Regions from separate parts of the Homo sapiens genome. Here region 2 is linked to region 1. A link is an interaction called in ENCODE POLR2A ChIA-PET data of the cell type or tissue named here. Cell type or tissue: endothelial cell of umbilical vein. All regions are shown on one strand. Each heading gives the region's core, and the rest is flanking DNA. Links, peaks and the distances in the headings are about the cores only.

Region 1 (7,776 bases), core at 1,299-6,298:
GTGGTGTGCGCCTGTAATCCCAGCTACCCAGGAGGCTGAGGCAGGAGAATCACTGGAACCTGGGAGGCGGAGGCTGCAGTGAGCTGAGATTGTGCCACTGCACTCCAGTCTGGGCAACAAAGCTAGACTCCATCTCAAAAAAAAAAAAAGAAAAATAAATTATTTAGGCAGATAGTAAGGGCAACAGAGTCCTCGGTGGAATTTCACTTTTAATAAAAAGTAGCCTCCACATCATTTCTTTTCTGACAAAGAGCAGCCTGGAAAATCGAGCTGCAGACATAGATAAGCAAGCTGGAAGATTGCACAGGTGAATGCCGGCAGCTGTGCCAATAGGAAAAGGCTACCTGAAGGCCAGGTGTGTTCAACACGGGGGCTCTATTTTCCCTTTTCTTTGTCATCGTGTGTACCGTAAAGGAACAGGCAACATTGGCATTGGCCAGGTAGAGAGCTCATCTGCATAATAAAAGATTAGGGTGGGGCAGCCAGCTTCTTCATGCACTATGCAAAAGGTACACCTAGTCCTAACCAGTTCTTCACGTGCTATGCAAATAGCACACCTGGTCTGACCAATCTTCATGCCCTATGTAAATCAGACTCCGCCTTCTCAAGCTCATCTGTAAAACCTTCTGCATTCCACTGCGGAAGCAGTAACCCATTTTCTCTGGGACCCCTTTCTTCGCAGAGAGCGCTTCTCTTTCTTTCGCCTATTACACTTCTGCTCTTAACTTCAGTCTGGTGTGTCCGCATCCTAGTTTTGCATGGCTGTCAGACAACAAATCTCGGGTATTTACCCCAGACAACGACGCTGCTTCACTAGCACCCATTCCATCTGGAGCAAGCACACCTGATTGCCCCAGCCCGGCTCCGAGGAGGCTGGAGAATTGCAAGCCTTCTAAGGAGGGAAATTTCTCCATGCTTGGGATGGAGCTCAGAGCCTGGGTAGCCCCACACAATGTTCGTGCCCAGTACAGATGGCGGTTCTTCTCACCCCCTTTTACAGATGAGCAGACTGAGCCTTGGGGAGGAAAAATAACCCAGCCTGTGATGACCCTAGTGTTTTGTTCTTCCAGACCCTCCAGCCACATCTCCTGTAAATACCCCGTGTCTTTGTGCTACCCAGAGCCCGAGTCTGGCCCCATGTGCCCGTGTAGGTGTGGAACCCTGCCACCTGCGACACAGGTCTTCGAGGAGTCAAAAAGGTACTGGGAGTGTGGCTCAGAAATGCTCCGTATGTCCCACAGAGGAAAGCTTTTAATCCACATGGTCTGGGCTGAGGCGCCGTTGACAAAAAGGGTCCCTGTGGGGACACTGGCCCAGAGGAAGGGAGACAGGTGGGAGCTGTTGCAGTTTGGGCATTTTTCTTCCCCTTGGTCAGAGAGACAGATATGGGGTCAGAGGCTACTGCGGCCCAGGGTCTCATTTCCTCCTTGAAGTGGGCACTTTGGGGATATCTGCAGTCAGGCGGACAGAAACTGGCCTGTGTGTGAGCTGGTGTATTATAACCCGAGAGGTGACAAAGGAGCCTGTTGAAGGACGTGGAAGGCTTCTTGTCCCCATGGCCACTCCCAGGTGTGTCCTGGACAAAGGTGAGCCAGGGTGGAGGGCATAAGGGAGGGGAGAGGGAGAGGAAGCACTGGAACCATCATGAACCAGTACAGGGGTTGGCTCTGGCTGGAGGGCTGGTTGCAGACATCGCCCCAGCGTTGATTGGTATCTACATGCGTGCATGCGTGTGTGTCTATGCAAGCGTTTGCACAATCACTGTGGGTGCATCTGTCTTTATGCTCTGAATGTGCATTTGTGTATCCGTATAACCACCTAATAGATTCTTTTGCCCACTGCCCAGATAGAGCTGATTTATCATGACAGGGGAATTTGCAAGGGAGAAGGAGTTTAATTCACACAGAGCTGGCTGAATAGGAGACTGGAGTTTTATTTTATTTTATTTTATTTTATTTTATTTTATTTTATTTTATTTTATTTTATTTTTGAGATGGAGTCTCACTGTGATGCCCAGGCTGGAGTGCAATGGCGTGATCTCAGCTCTCTGCAACCTCCGCTTCCCGGGTTCAATCGATTCTCCTGCCTCAGCCTCCCAAATAGCTGGGATTATAGGTGCCCACCAACACGCCCAGCTAGTTTTTGCATTTTTAGTAGAGACGGGGTTTCACCAGGTTAGCCAGGCTGGTCCTGAACTCCTCACCTCAAGTGATCTACCGCCTTGGCCTCCCAAAGTGCTGGGATTACAGATGTGAGCCACCATGCCTGGTAGAGACCAGAGTTTTATGACTCAAGTCAGTCTCCCTGAAAATTCAGAGGCTAGGGTTTTTCAAGGATAGTTCGTCTGGCCAGGGAATGGGTGCTGCTGACTGGTTGGGGATGCAATCATAGGGTTATGGAAAATGGTCCTCATGTGCACTGAGTCCTCAGTGGATCGTCAGAAATGCAAAAACCTGAGAAGACGTTTCAAAAGGCCGATCTTAGATTCTACAATAGTGATGTTATCTGCAGGGGCAATAGGGGAAGTTGCAAATCTTGTGGCCTCTGGAATAATGGCTGGTAATCATGTATGTCTACACCTTAGCAGAATTTAGCTTTCTCTCATTCCTTAGCTTCGTAACCTGGTGGCCTTTTGTTACCTTCACAAAGGCGGTTGAGTTTTGGGGAAGGGAATCATTATCATTAAACTGTACACTAAAAACAAAAGTATCACTTAAACTGTAAACTAAATGTTCCCCAGAGTTAGTTTGGCCCAAGTCCAGGAATGATGAAGAGCAGTTTGGAGGTGAAAGGCAAGATGGGGGTTGGTTAGATCAGGTCTCCTTCACTGTCACAATTTTCTGTTATAATTTTTGCAAAGATGGTCTCACCTGTGTGCATGTGTGTATAAGTGCCCATATGAGTCTCTGCACATGTGTATTCATGTCTGTGTGTCCATTTGCATGTGAGTTGTTGAGGTTCTGTATGTCCCTCTGCATGTGTCTGTGTATTGCTAAGTGGCCTTACACATGTCTGCGTGTGTGATGCCACTAATCACAGCAAACATATATGTGGCACTTCCTATGTTCCAGGGTTTGGGTGCTATCCATGCATCAATTCAGTTAATCCTCACAGCAACCCTTTCAGGTGGGTACTACTGTTACCAGAAAGGGGTCCCGATCCAGACTCCAAGAGAGGGTTCTTGGGTCTCGTGCAAGAAAGAATTCAGGGCAAGTCCGTAAAGTGAAAGCAAGTTTATTAGGAAAGAAAAGGAATAAAGAATGGCCACTCCTTAGACAGAGCAGCCCCATGTGAGGACTGCTGGTCGCCCATTTTTAAGGTTATTTCTTGACTATATGCTGAATGAGGGGTGGATTATTCATGCCTCCCCTTTTTGGACCATCTAGGGTAACTTCCTGACGTTGCCATGACATTTGTAAACTGTCATGGTGCTGGTGGGAGTGTAGCAGTGAGGAAGACCAGAGTTCGCCCTCGTCGCCGTCTTGGTTTTGGTGAGTTTTGGCCGGCGTCTTTACTGCAACCTATTTTATCAGCAAAGTATTTAGATCTGTATCTTGTGTTGACCTTTTATCTCATCCCGTGACTTAGAATGCCTAACAGTCTGGAAATGCAGCCCAGTAGGTTTCAGCCTCATTTTACCCAGCCCCTATTCAAGATGGAGTTGCTCTGGTTCAAACCCCTCTGACACTACTATTTGCAAATGAGGTGAGGGAGGCACAGAGAGGTTGAGTAACTTGCCTGAGGTTGCAGAGCTGAGATTGGAGCCCTGGCTGGCTTGCTCCAAGGCAATACTCAGGCTGGGCCACTTCCCTGTTCAGGTGGCCCTGGGCTGCCCCAGGTCCGTGTGGATGGGTGCACCCCTGGGAATATGTCTACCCATCTTGCCTCCAGCGTGATGTGTCTGGTTCCTGTGTGCACGTGTGTTGGGGGATGCACTTATGTGTATGCAGGGGTGACGGGGCTAGAGAGACCTCCTTTCCCAGGCCCCAAAGTAGGGCCTCCAAGAGGGTATCATGGGTGCAGGATCCCAGGCCGTCCTTTCCTATCTAAGACAGCAAATCTCTGGAGTGGCTGCCAGCTCAGCCCTCCCAGCCCCGGGCCTCAGAGCTGGCCTTTGTTTCCTTCACTAGGAGGCTCAGAGTGGGGTGGGCCTCTGTGGAAATTCCTGTGGAATTCCAGGCATTCGGCAGAAGAAGAAGGACGAGGAGGCGGCACACGGAAAACTCTGACCCGTGCGGGGGCTGAGGGCACCACATAGTCATGTGCATGGGGGCTGGACTCTGCGCTCAGAGCCAGCAGAGCCAGTGGCATTTGCAGAACCGAAAGAAGGGCCTGGGTGGCATCTGCCTTGGGCCTGGGGTCCAGCCATCAGTTCTTCCCCTGGCTCTGGCTCGGTGGGGCTTCCTCCAGATGGGGCCAAGGGATCCCACGTGCCAGGGAGCGCAGGCCAAAGAGCCCACAGGGGCCGGCTGGCAGTGATCTGCTCTGGGCCCGCAGAGTCAGGGGTAGCTGTTAGTTCTGAGCTGGGACCTGCGGGAGCTTCCCTGGGTTGCTTCCTCCTTTGTCAACAGGGTTTCCAGCAGACAGTGGAGCATAGTAGCCCTCTCTGTCCCTCTCCCTGTCTCTGTCCCTCTCCCTGTCTCTGTCATCTCGGTGCCTCCTTCACCTTCTCTCCAGGGTTGAGCCAGTCGTCCTCACCTTTCTCAGTCCATGTGGGGAGGGGCCAGCGGATTGCCTAATCCTGTTCCCCACGGCAGCTGTAGTTACTTGATAATGACCCCTCCCCGAAAGACACGTCCACGACGTAACTCCCAGCACTTGTGAAGGTGACCTGATTTGAAAATAGGTTCTTTGCGAGGCCGGGCGCAGTGGCTCACGCCTGTAATCCCAGCACTTTGGGAGGCCGAGGCGGGTGGATCACGAGGTCAGGAGATCAAGACCATCCTGGTTAACACGGTGAAACCCCGTCTCTACTAAAAAGACAAAAAAATTAGCCGGGCGTGGTGGCGCACACCTGTAATCCCAGCTACTCAGGAGGCTGAGGCAGGAGAATAGCTTGAAGCAGGGAGGCAGAGATTGCAGGGAGGCAGAGATTGCAGTGAGCTGAGATTGTGCTGTTGCACTCCAGCCTGTAGACAGAGCAAGACTCCGTCTCAAAAAAAAAAAAAAAGAAAAGAAAAGAAAATAGGGTCTTTGCAGATGTCATCAAGTTAAGAATCTCGAGATGAGATCATCCTGGATTTAGGGTGGGTTCTAAACCCAATGACGGGTGTCTGTGTAAGCAAGACATGGAGCTTGAAGCCACAGACACCGGAGAGAAGGCGTCCGTGTGGTGACTGGGCACCATGGCTCACGCCTGTAATCCCAGCACTTTGGGAGGTTGAGGAGGGTGAATCCTTTGAGCCCAGGAATTCGCGACCAGACTGGGCAACGTAGTGAAACCCTGTCTCTACCAAAAATATGAAAAACTTAGCCAGCTGTGTGGCATGTGCCTGTAGTCCTGGCTACTTAGAAGGCTGAGGATCACCTAAGCTCGGGAGGTTGTGGCTGTAGTGAGCTATGTTCACGCCACTGCACTCCAGCCTGGGCAACAGAGTGAGACCCTGTCTCAACAACAACAACAAAAAGCCATGTGCAGAGTGTTGCAGCCCCCAGCCCCGGGATGCCTGGAGCCACCAGAAGCTGAAAGAAGCAAGAGAGGACCCTCCCTAGATCCTCCAGGGGGAGGTGGTCCTGATGACATTTTGATTTCAAGCTTTTAGACTCTAGAACAGAGAATACATTGCTGTTTTAAGCGCCTCAGTTTGTGGTGATGTGATAATTGCAGCCACAGGACACCGATAGCTCACTTGTAAGCAGCTTCTCCTGCAGTGCACTTACCCCATGGCGACCTGGTTATTTATTTTCTGCAGCCCTGAGTCCAAATCCCAAGTCCACCACACGCTATGGGCAGGTGACTTTAACCTTGTTAAGCCTCGGTTTCTGCAAATGTAAACAGGGAAAATAATATCAAAAATAAGCAGACAGTGCTTAGATGAGTTGGGTGCAAACAGAAATGACTGCTGTTATCGTGGCTACTGCTATGCATGGGAGGCTACCTCTTGTCCATGCATCAAAGGTAATGGCAGGCCGGGCACCGTGGCCCATGCCTGTGATCTTAGCACTTTGGGAGGCTGAGGCGGGAGGATCATTTTGAGGCCAGGAGTTCAAGACCAGCCTGGCCAACATAGTGAGACCACCCCGACCCCTGTCTCTAGAAAAAAAATAAAATAAAAACATTATCTGGACGTGGTGGTGGGTGCCTGTAGTCCCAGCTATCTAGGAAGCTGAGGTGGGAGGATTGTTTGAGCCCAGGAGTTTGAGGCTGCAGTGAGCTTTGATCTCACCACTGCACTCCAGCCTAGGTGACAGAATGAGACCCTGTCTCACCACCAAAAAAAAAAAAAAAAAAAAGTTGGCCAGGGGCAGGTAGGGGAAGGCACTGCCGCCAGAGAGACCTGAAGCTGTGGAGCAACAGGGACTCCTGTGTGCCTGGAGCAGGCGGGGCACAGGAGGAGGGTTGTGTGGTTTGCAATGAGGCCCAAGAGGTGTCCCCGCCAGAGCAGGGCCTGCGGGAGGCTGGGATTTGTCATCAGGGCTTTAGGACATCATTGGCGAGTTTAAAGCAGTTTCAAAGTAGCACTGTGGCCAAGGCCAGACTGCGGGCACCTCCTGCCAAGTTGCTCCTCAGAGAGGACCCAGCTTTGTGCCCCAAACCAATCGATCAGTCATGCCAGCTGGGGGTACTTTTCCATCCATAGGGGCTGAGGCTAGGAGGGGAAGTTGGGGAAGCCAGGACTCCCAAACACAGAGGTTTGGAGCCCCCCCAACGCCAGGGGTCTGGTTCCTATCTGGACTCCCATGACCTCCGTTCTTCCGGGGTCCTGTGTGCCCGCCTTGCACTTGATGAGAAGGAGCAAAACCTGACCCAGATAGAAGTGCGCTGAGCACCTGTGGGTGCTGGAATGAGTCCAGGAAGGCACCCGAACTCCTTCTCTTCCCTCCCCAACACCTGGCGACTGATGTTAAATCTCCCACCGTAGCAGCCAGGCCTGTGACACTTGGAGATGTTTGCAGAGCCATGATTTGTTGAGCACTTGCCATGCGCCAGGCTGTGGGGGGAAGAGCGCCTACCACATGGCCTTGTTAATCCGTACCGCACTCCATGAGCTGCGCGCCCCTGGAGCTCCACGCTGGAGACTTGAGTCAACCCAGAATCATGATTCGAAACTGGCTGCCTCTGCCTCCGAAGCCCTGGGCCCTCAAGCACTGAGCTCAGCAGTGTCTGTTTAATTCTTCCCACCCCAGCTGCAACCAGTCCATGAGCTCCTTCCCCAAAAGCAGGTGTGCAGCCAAGAAGAGGAAGGAAGGAGCCGGCTGCTTCGAGTGTGGCCGCTGACTGCTCACAGCTGTGTTTCCCACCCCTCACCCACCCTTCTTGGCAGCCCAGAGGGACCCCAGAAGGACCGACTGGCCGAGGACAGGTCCTCAGCAGGGCCCCCTTGCCTCCTGGTGGGACTGACTCAGAAAACTCTTACTTCAGGCCTGCCTTGGGATCAGGCCTCCAGCTGGGACCTGTCTGCTGTTCTTCCTCCTGCACCTTGTCTCCTTACTCCCCTCTTCTGAGAACCCTCACTTCTAGAAAACCACATGCACCCACATCTCCATCACAGGCTCTGCTTCTACGGAACCTCAACTAGGATGAGGTCATGTCTGACTTCCCGGCTGAGTGCCTTC
Region 2 (7,776 bases), core at 1,008-6,007, 610 kb after region 1:
CAGCTAAGTGGGCAGTCATACAAATAAAACCATATATACTCCTACTTGGGTTTGTTTGGCTATCTTTAAAAAGACACAAGAGAAACCGGTAGCAGGAACTGCCTTTGAAGAGGAGAGCTGGGGTCAAAGGTGGGAAACTTTTTCCCTATATACCCTTCTGCCACTAATCAACTTATTTATCATGATTAATGATTTAAGAACACATAAACTTAGTTATATCATGTATGTTCTAATGCCTCTAGCCATAGGCTGTCTTAGTAAAACCCAACTCTATCTACTCCCCAATAAGCTTATAAAAAACCTACTAAAATATCACTTGATTTTTTTTACTATGCCAAGCCTAGCTCTTGGCAGGGGTTAGAAGGAATATTCCTGAATTCTTCTTTGAAGAGATTCTGATGTGGAGGTTTCAGAACGTGCCCATGTCAAGCCAGGTGGGGCAAACAACAGTAACTATTCCCAGGGGTCGGCAGCAAGGCGGTGAATGAATGAATCCCAACAAAACCTGTCAACCCCATGGGAGTTGGATCCTGGCCAAGTAGCCTTAATAGGGGAAGCCAGAGAACCACACCTTTCTTCAGAAAGGAAACCTATGCTTCCACCAAGTCCACCCAGGGTCTATTTCAGCTCTGAACACAGAATAAGAACACCAAGTGTTATAAATAGCAAAACCAAGATTACAATTTGACTGATTTCAGTTCTGATGTTAGGAAAGAGGTCAGACGCTAAGTCAGTTGTAAATCAAGGGGTCAAAAGAAAACCACAGGGTGAATATAGTCATCCTGGGTTAGGCACTCAAGTCACCTTCCTCCATATTGCCTGAGTAACCAATTCCTGTGGCTTCAGTTGGTAGAAAAACACCTGAGAAATTCTAAAGAAGCTAAAGAGGAGCGGGAGTCAAAACCAAAAAGGACCACCAAAACCAGAAAGGAAATTCTGTACAGAAAGCACCTTTCTTTGTCCTCCATGCAGCAGAGGGGAAGGATGCTATGGGTATGCAGGGCCCAGCAAGGAAGTCAGGCAAGGCAAGGGTGCTTACCTTTATTATGAGACATGGCATAGAGGAGGCAGAGCACGAACAGGGCATGGTAATCATCATCCGGGCTGTCCAGCGCGTGGTACACCATATCCAGGAAGGGTCTGGAAAAGAGGAGGGGCATGTATGAGCCTCACGGTGCACAAGGGTGAACACCTCCCCTCTCTAACCTGCACATGGGGTGCTAGCTGCCTTTGACACAGCTCTTTAGGCCACAACTGTGTGCCTGGTCCAGCACCACGCACTGAGGACACAGACAAATGAGAGACAGGCTCTGCCTGCGGAAGCCGCTATCCAGAGGGGAACCTGACCAAGGAACAGACTGCTTGCTTAGTCACACAACAATCATTCACCAGGTATTCCAGACACAGGGAATCAATTATACAAACTCCCCACACCAAAGCTCCCGTGTCAGCTGGTAGACACAGAACAAACAGACATCAATGCAAAGTGATGTGTGTCACAAGCCAATGAAGAAAACAGGACAGTGTGATGTCACACAAGGCACAAACAACAATCCAAACAAGTTCAAGAACATGAGCCCTAGTGCCAGACTGTCTGGGTTCAAATTCTGATTCTGCCTCTTCTTAGCTTTTTATTCAGCAAACCCTTGGGCAAGTCACATAAAACCTATTTCCCCATCTGTATGGGGTGGAGTCCAACCTTGCAGGATTATTGTGAGGATTCAAGCGCAATGAAGACTGAAAAGCATTTAGCACAGGGTCAGGCACTGTGGACGGTGCCAATGCATGGGAGCTGCTATTTGATTTCTATTTTTAATATACCAAGGGCACTACTTCATGATTTCACTTTGGCAGGGTCCTGACCCAGCAATTTCTCAGGCTGACTTTCTCTGACTGCGAAGAATCGATAGTGAGGTCTCTCACCTCTGATGCTTTGTGGGTGAGATCTGTAGAGAGGCTGCAAAAATCGGAAATGGCACATCCCAAATGCTGCCTTTCCAGGTGAAGGGCCTCACAGAAAAATACTCTTCAACACCAGGAGAATAGAATATGCACAGGTCTGGCCCACAGGCCAGAGGCTCTGATCCTCCCACTGTCTGTGGCTGCCCCCTCTGAATGCCAGGCTGAGGCCAAGAGAACAGAGCACCTTCATGAGTGACCAAGGGCACATTTAATTTCTGGAAGGACACCCAAGCTCCAATGAACATTGGATGCCTACGGGGAGTGAAAGGGGACTGGGGAGAAACAGGGAGTGTTCACTATATAACCTTTGACACAGTTTTGAATTTTTGACTCTATACATGTATCTCTGATACAAAATATTTCATTGAAAAATGCAAAAAAAAAAAGTAGGAAAAATGTACTTGTCATAACATTTCAAACACACACGTGACACACAAAAACTAAAAAAAAAAAATGAAAATCTTAAAGGGGACATTTATGTTCCATCCCCATTTCTCCACAGCCCCAGATGGGGCACCACCTTTCAGATGTGTTAATAGTTTTGCCATGTGTAGATTTGGGTTTTGAAAGCCTCCAGCAATAACACTTCCAGACTTAGGAGTAGGATAACATTTTCTTGTAAATCAGCTGCTTGAAATTTGGATTATATTTTCATTTGGGAATAATATGAATAACCAAATGCCAATAGCTGGGTGGGTACCATCTTTTATGAGATGAAGTATCATAAAACCATTAAGCGTTTTGTTTACGCAGGGTAGAATAAGGTGAAAAGTTTGCTTGGGAGTTGATATTAGATGGAAAAAAAGAATACAAAATTATAGACACAATACGGTCCAAGCTTCTGGGAGAAGGGAGGGTGAAATTCCCAGAAAGTTCACATCGGAAAAAAAAAAAAAAAAACTGGTAAAAAAAATAACCAAAATGGTAGTCCCCCTGATTCTGAATGTTAGCAGTGAAGACTTTTTCCCCCTTTATGCTTTTTAAGATTTTGCATACTTTCATAATTTTAAACTTTTTTTTTTAAGAAAAGAAACGATGTTTCGAAAGCTTTAAGTTTCTTAGGCCTATATATACATATATATATATATATATATATTTTTGAGATGGAATCTCGCTCTGTTGCCCAGGCTGGAGTGCAGTGGTGTGATCTCGGCTCACTGCAAGCTCTGCCTCCCGGGTTCACGCCATTCTCCTGCCTCAGCCTCCTGAGTAGCTGGGACCACAAGCGCTCGCCACCACGCCCAGCTAATTTTTTGTATTTTTAGTAGAGACGGGGTTTCACCGTGTTAGCCAGGATGGTCTCGATCTCCTGACCTCATGATCTGCCCACCTTGGCCTCCCAAAGTGCTGCGATTACAGGCATGAGCCACTGCACCCGGCCTCTTAGGCCTATATTTAACCCCCAGTGCAGACAGAGCCCATAATATATGGGGAATATAAAAACAGTCTGTTTTTTACCTTGCTGTTTCTTGGGGCAAGTGGACCAACGCCAAGATCCAATTCACAGCCTAGAGAACAAACAGCCACCTTCCTTCCCACTCCCTGCCTCAGGAAGGCTGAGGCAGGAGGATTGGAGGATCACTTGAGGCCAGGAGTTCCAGACTAGCCTGAGCAACATAGTAGGATCCTGTCTTTGCAAAAAAAAAAAAAAAAAAAAAAAAGGTAGCCAGACATGGTGACTCTGGCCTGTAGTCCCAACTGCTCAAGTTGGGGGGACAGAGGGCAGTGGCAGTTTCTTACAAGCTGCAACTCGATACCTTGACAAAGGAGAAAGCTGCTCTCCACCTGGGCCAGTCTCTAACCCGGCATTCAGTCTCACAGTCTAGCAGAAATCTGGCCTGGAGGTTCCCAGGACTGCATGCGGCCTAACTCAAGGCAACTGAATCAGCTTCCATTAGAAGCCATGTGCTTCAAGATGCCCAAAGTTAAGAAACAATCTCAATCAACTCTAAGAAAACCCTTCTCTCCACCAAAATTCAGAAAAAAAGAAGTCATCAACCCCAATATTCAAACATAACATTTTGGTCTGTTTTTTTAACCCTTTTTTTGGTGGCGGGAGAAATACATGGGTGTTTCTCTTCCATTAGCAAAGCCACAGTATTACCATACTACGAAAAGTATGTTCTCTGTTTCCATTTATCAAACCCTAAGGAACTGAACACATCATGACAGTATTCACCTAAAAGCAGCAGCAGATATTCTGAGCGAGAGTCTCATTCTGTTGCCCAGGCTGGAGTGCAGTGGTGCAATCATAGTGCATTGCAGCCTTGACCTCTCTGGCTCAAGCAATCTCCCACCTCAGCCTCTCAAGTAGCCGGGACTACAGGCACCTGCCACCATGCCCGGCTAATTTTTTAATATTTTCGTAAAGATGGGGTCTCACTATGTGACTAGGCCAGTCACAAACTCCTGGGTTCAAGTGATCCTCCCCCCTTGGCCTCCCAAAGCGCTAGGATTTCAGGTGTGAACAACCATGCCTGGCCTAATCCTCCATTAAGCAGATACCTCTTCCTTTGCTTAAGCAACATCCCACTACTGGTTATTTGGGGCTCTTCTAATTATTTATAGTCTAAAGAATGCTGTGCCAAGGTTGTCCCCAACCGTCTGTGTTTAGAATTACTTATTTTTCAGAGCTTTGGGAGTTACATTTTTTGCTGTGAAGCAAAATCTAAAAGGTCTTTGTACTCCACTGTTTTTTTATTTAGCAAAAACTAAAAATGGCTCCCTTGCACATCTGATAAAAATTAATCCCATCTGTTAAGTCATTGAAACATTTGCCAAGCAAAGAGACAAATAAGATGTGGAGGAAAAAAATTAGTGGACTTCACATCTTCACTTGAAGTTGGATTACTAAAGAGGATGGGGGGCCGTGTGTATTTCCACCACCCCTCCCTAGGGGCTGAGGAAGTGAATGCCTCGCAGGCTGACAGAGAAATCCTGGTGTGGTGCATTTATGAACAGGAAGGTAGTGCTAATCAGGAGGCTGTTGCAGGGGTCTGTGCAGTGGGGCTGCGAGGTAAGGAAATAACTCTGAAATGAAGCCCTGCTACCAGCTACCAGCATACGCTGGGAGTAGCCTTCCCTCCAATCCCATTGTGGAGGGGCTGGTGCTATGGCAAGGTTCCAGGAAATGTGGGGTCACCCAGGTTTAAGAAGATGTAGCTACAGATGGCCATCGATGAAATGAACAATCAGGCAAAAAGTCAAAGGTGGATGGCAGCACCAACTCATGTGGCCAAGTCAAGAGGGCAGGCCCTATAGATGGGGTATGTGTTTGTGTGTGCAGGGCAGGGAATGAACCAGGCAGGGAGATCCAAGCCCAGCTACTGAGGGGATCCTTCCTTGGAGCAGCAGAGCATTTCTAGGAGCAGCCAATGTGAAGCAACCCATGTCCTTTAGACAGAGCCAAGCTCCAAAGTGCCAGGAGCAGGGCAGGGAGAGAGTTGCGCTATCCTGGCGAATCTCTTTGCAAAGGAGTGAGCATTACAGTGTTGAGTGATGGCTCCGTCTCCATGCTTCTGGGTGGCCAGAGCTGGAGAAGCAGGGAAAGAAAGGGAGGCAGCATGGTCGGGCTGAGGGACAGAAGAGGCTCTGGCCCTAGGGCTCAACCTCCCCACTGAGCCCTCTCCTCTTCCCTGAGAGAGCACTCAGCATCGACCTCTCGGGCAGCTACCTGCTCCATTGCGTGCTCTCAGAGCAGGTGGCGGCGGCGCTTTTCTCCTCGTCCGTGGTGTTCTGCTCCTGCACGGAGGTGCTGGCGGCCAGCTCTGAGAGCTTGCTACGCTCCATGATCACCATCTCGATCTCTGGAAGCCAAAATGGAGACTGGGATGAGTCCAGACAGCTTTTCAGCCCTAGATTTATACACATGCTCATGTTGGAGAATAAATATGCATAAATGACTCCAAACACATCAAGCACATGTCCGACAGCAGCGACCTGAACACCAGAGACACACTGGGGTGGAAATAAGACAGAGGCCAGAGCCTCTCTTTCCATTCATCACAGCAACACCAAGAAACGTGTTCCTGTCTTTGACAACAAAACACAAATTGCAATCATTTATTCTATTTCGAGAGTTTAAAATCGTCTTTTTTACTTTATTGATACCACATTTCCTTCCCAAAGGATTTCAGGCAGCTGAGAAGATATGACATGTGGTTGATAAACATAATCAACCTCACTGACAACATTCTAAAGCTCCTTACATTTTTTTTTTTTTTTTTTTTGAGACAGAGTCTCGCTCTTGTCACCCAGGCTGGAGGGCAGTGGCGCAATCTCAGCTCACTGCTACCTCCGCCTCCAGGGTTCAAGTGATTGTCCTGTCTCAGCCTCCTGAGTAGCTGGGATTACAGGCGCTTGCCACCACACCCAGCTAATTTTTGTATTTTTCGTAGAGACAGAGTTTCGCCATGTTGGCCAGGCTGGTCTCGAATTCCTGACCTCAGGTGATCCACCCACCTCGGCCTCCCAAAGTGTTGGGATTACAGGCGTCAGCCACCATGTCTGGCCTAAAGCTGCTTACATTTTTAATAGAAAGCTCTGATGTGACTGAAGCCTTTTGTTTTCCTTTTTTACTTACAACTTCCAGAAGGCAGAGAGAGATTAGGAACCTCATTTTTTCTCCCCATTAAACAAGGGTAACCTGTAGCAATCAGCTTAAGCATGGTGTGCATTTTTATTTTTCAGAAAAAGTTATGAACCACCAAAGAAAACATCTTGAATTAAAGATGGATGAGGGTTGGGCTTTATGGTGTCCCCATCAGAGTTCTTGGCTGTGCGGGCGTGGACTTTCAAACAGTCAGCCTTTGGAACTCAGAGTTCACATCTTTTTCCCCACCTTCGGGAGACATACAGGGGGTTAAAAGAGATGACAAAATGTGAACCTGCACTTCTGTTTCCAGAGGGATGTGAACACATACCTTGGGCTCAGACACCGCCTCTGCCATGGTCTCCCTCCCCCCGGCTCATGCAGGGACGTCTGCCACCTCTTCTGCCACCCTAATGTATTCTCCACACAAACCCAAGTGATTTTAATGAAATTAGCTCATGTCACTCCTCTGTTCAAAACTCCCAGTGCCTACTCATCACTCTCAAGATGAAATCCAAACACACGGCCTGGCCCCAGTCCACCTCTGACCTTACCTCCTGGCCATCCCTGCCTGGCTGGCTCATGCTGCTCCAGCTGTGCTGGGCTTCTCACTATCTCTTGAACATCCCAAGCTTGTCTCCATTTTTTTTTTTTTTTTTGAGATGGAGTCTCGCTCTGTCGCCCAGGCTGGAGTGCAGTAGCATGATCTCGGCTCACTGCAAGCTCCGCCTCCCAGGTTCACACCATTCTCCTGCCTCAGCCTCCTGAGTAGCTGGGACTACAGGCACCCGCCACCACACCCAGCTAATCTTTTGTATTTTTATTACAGACAGGGTTTCACCGTGTTGGCCAGGATGGTCTCCATCTCCTGACCTCATGATCTGCCTGTCTCGGCCTCCCAAAGTGCTGGGATTACAGGCGTGAGCTACCGCGCCTGGCCCAAGCTTGTTTCTATCCAAGGATCTTTACACAGTAATTTCCTCTGCCTGGAAGGCTCTCACACCAGGTCTCTCCTAGCCAGGTGTGACTGGGGTGCATCATTCAAGGCTCAGTTCACATGTCGCCTCCACGGAGACATCTTCCTGGACGCCCTCTTCACCTGTTTTTTTTTTTTTTTTCTTTTTTGAGACAGGGTCTTGCTCTGACACCCAGCCTAGAGTGCAGTGGTGTGATCATGGCTCACTGTAGCCTTGACCACCTGGGCTCCCGAGTAGCTAGGAACA

Evidence for each region. Peaks named below come from ENCODE experiments on the same cell type or tissue, not always from the same donor. Only the 100,000 strongest peaks of a DNase experiment are listed, where the experiment ranks them.
Region 2: POLR2A ChIA-PET joins it to region 1 with 5 read pairs; 2 of 35 experiments call an interaction of 5 or more read pairs at or near these places.

What each region holds. Positions count from the first base shown.
Region 1 is chr16:11,629,248-11,637,023 of GRCh38, reverse strand. It overlaps a transcript of LITAF not described here. Among named protein-coding and RNA genes, the nearest start is that of SNN, 35 kb to the left of the region's middle. In endothelial cell of umbilical vein, for the core only: no CTCF peak of the experiment used is centred there; a DNase peak (open chromatin) is centred at 4,153.
Region 2 is chr16:11,018,185-11,025,960 of GRCh38, reverse strand. It overlaps CLEC16A (C-type lectin domain containing 16A), which reads right to left. Exons shown (of 24, transcript NM_015226.3): 12 at 5,636-5,768; 13 at 1,040-1,140. Among named protein-coding and RNA genes, the nearest start is that of CLEC16A, 78 kb to the right of the region's middle. In endothelial cell of umbilical vein, for the core only: no CTCF peak of the experiment used is centred there; no DNase peak of the experiment used is centred there.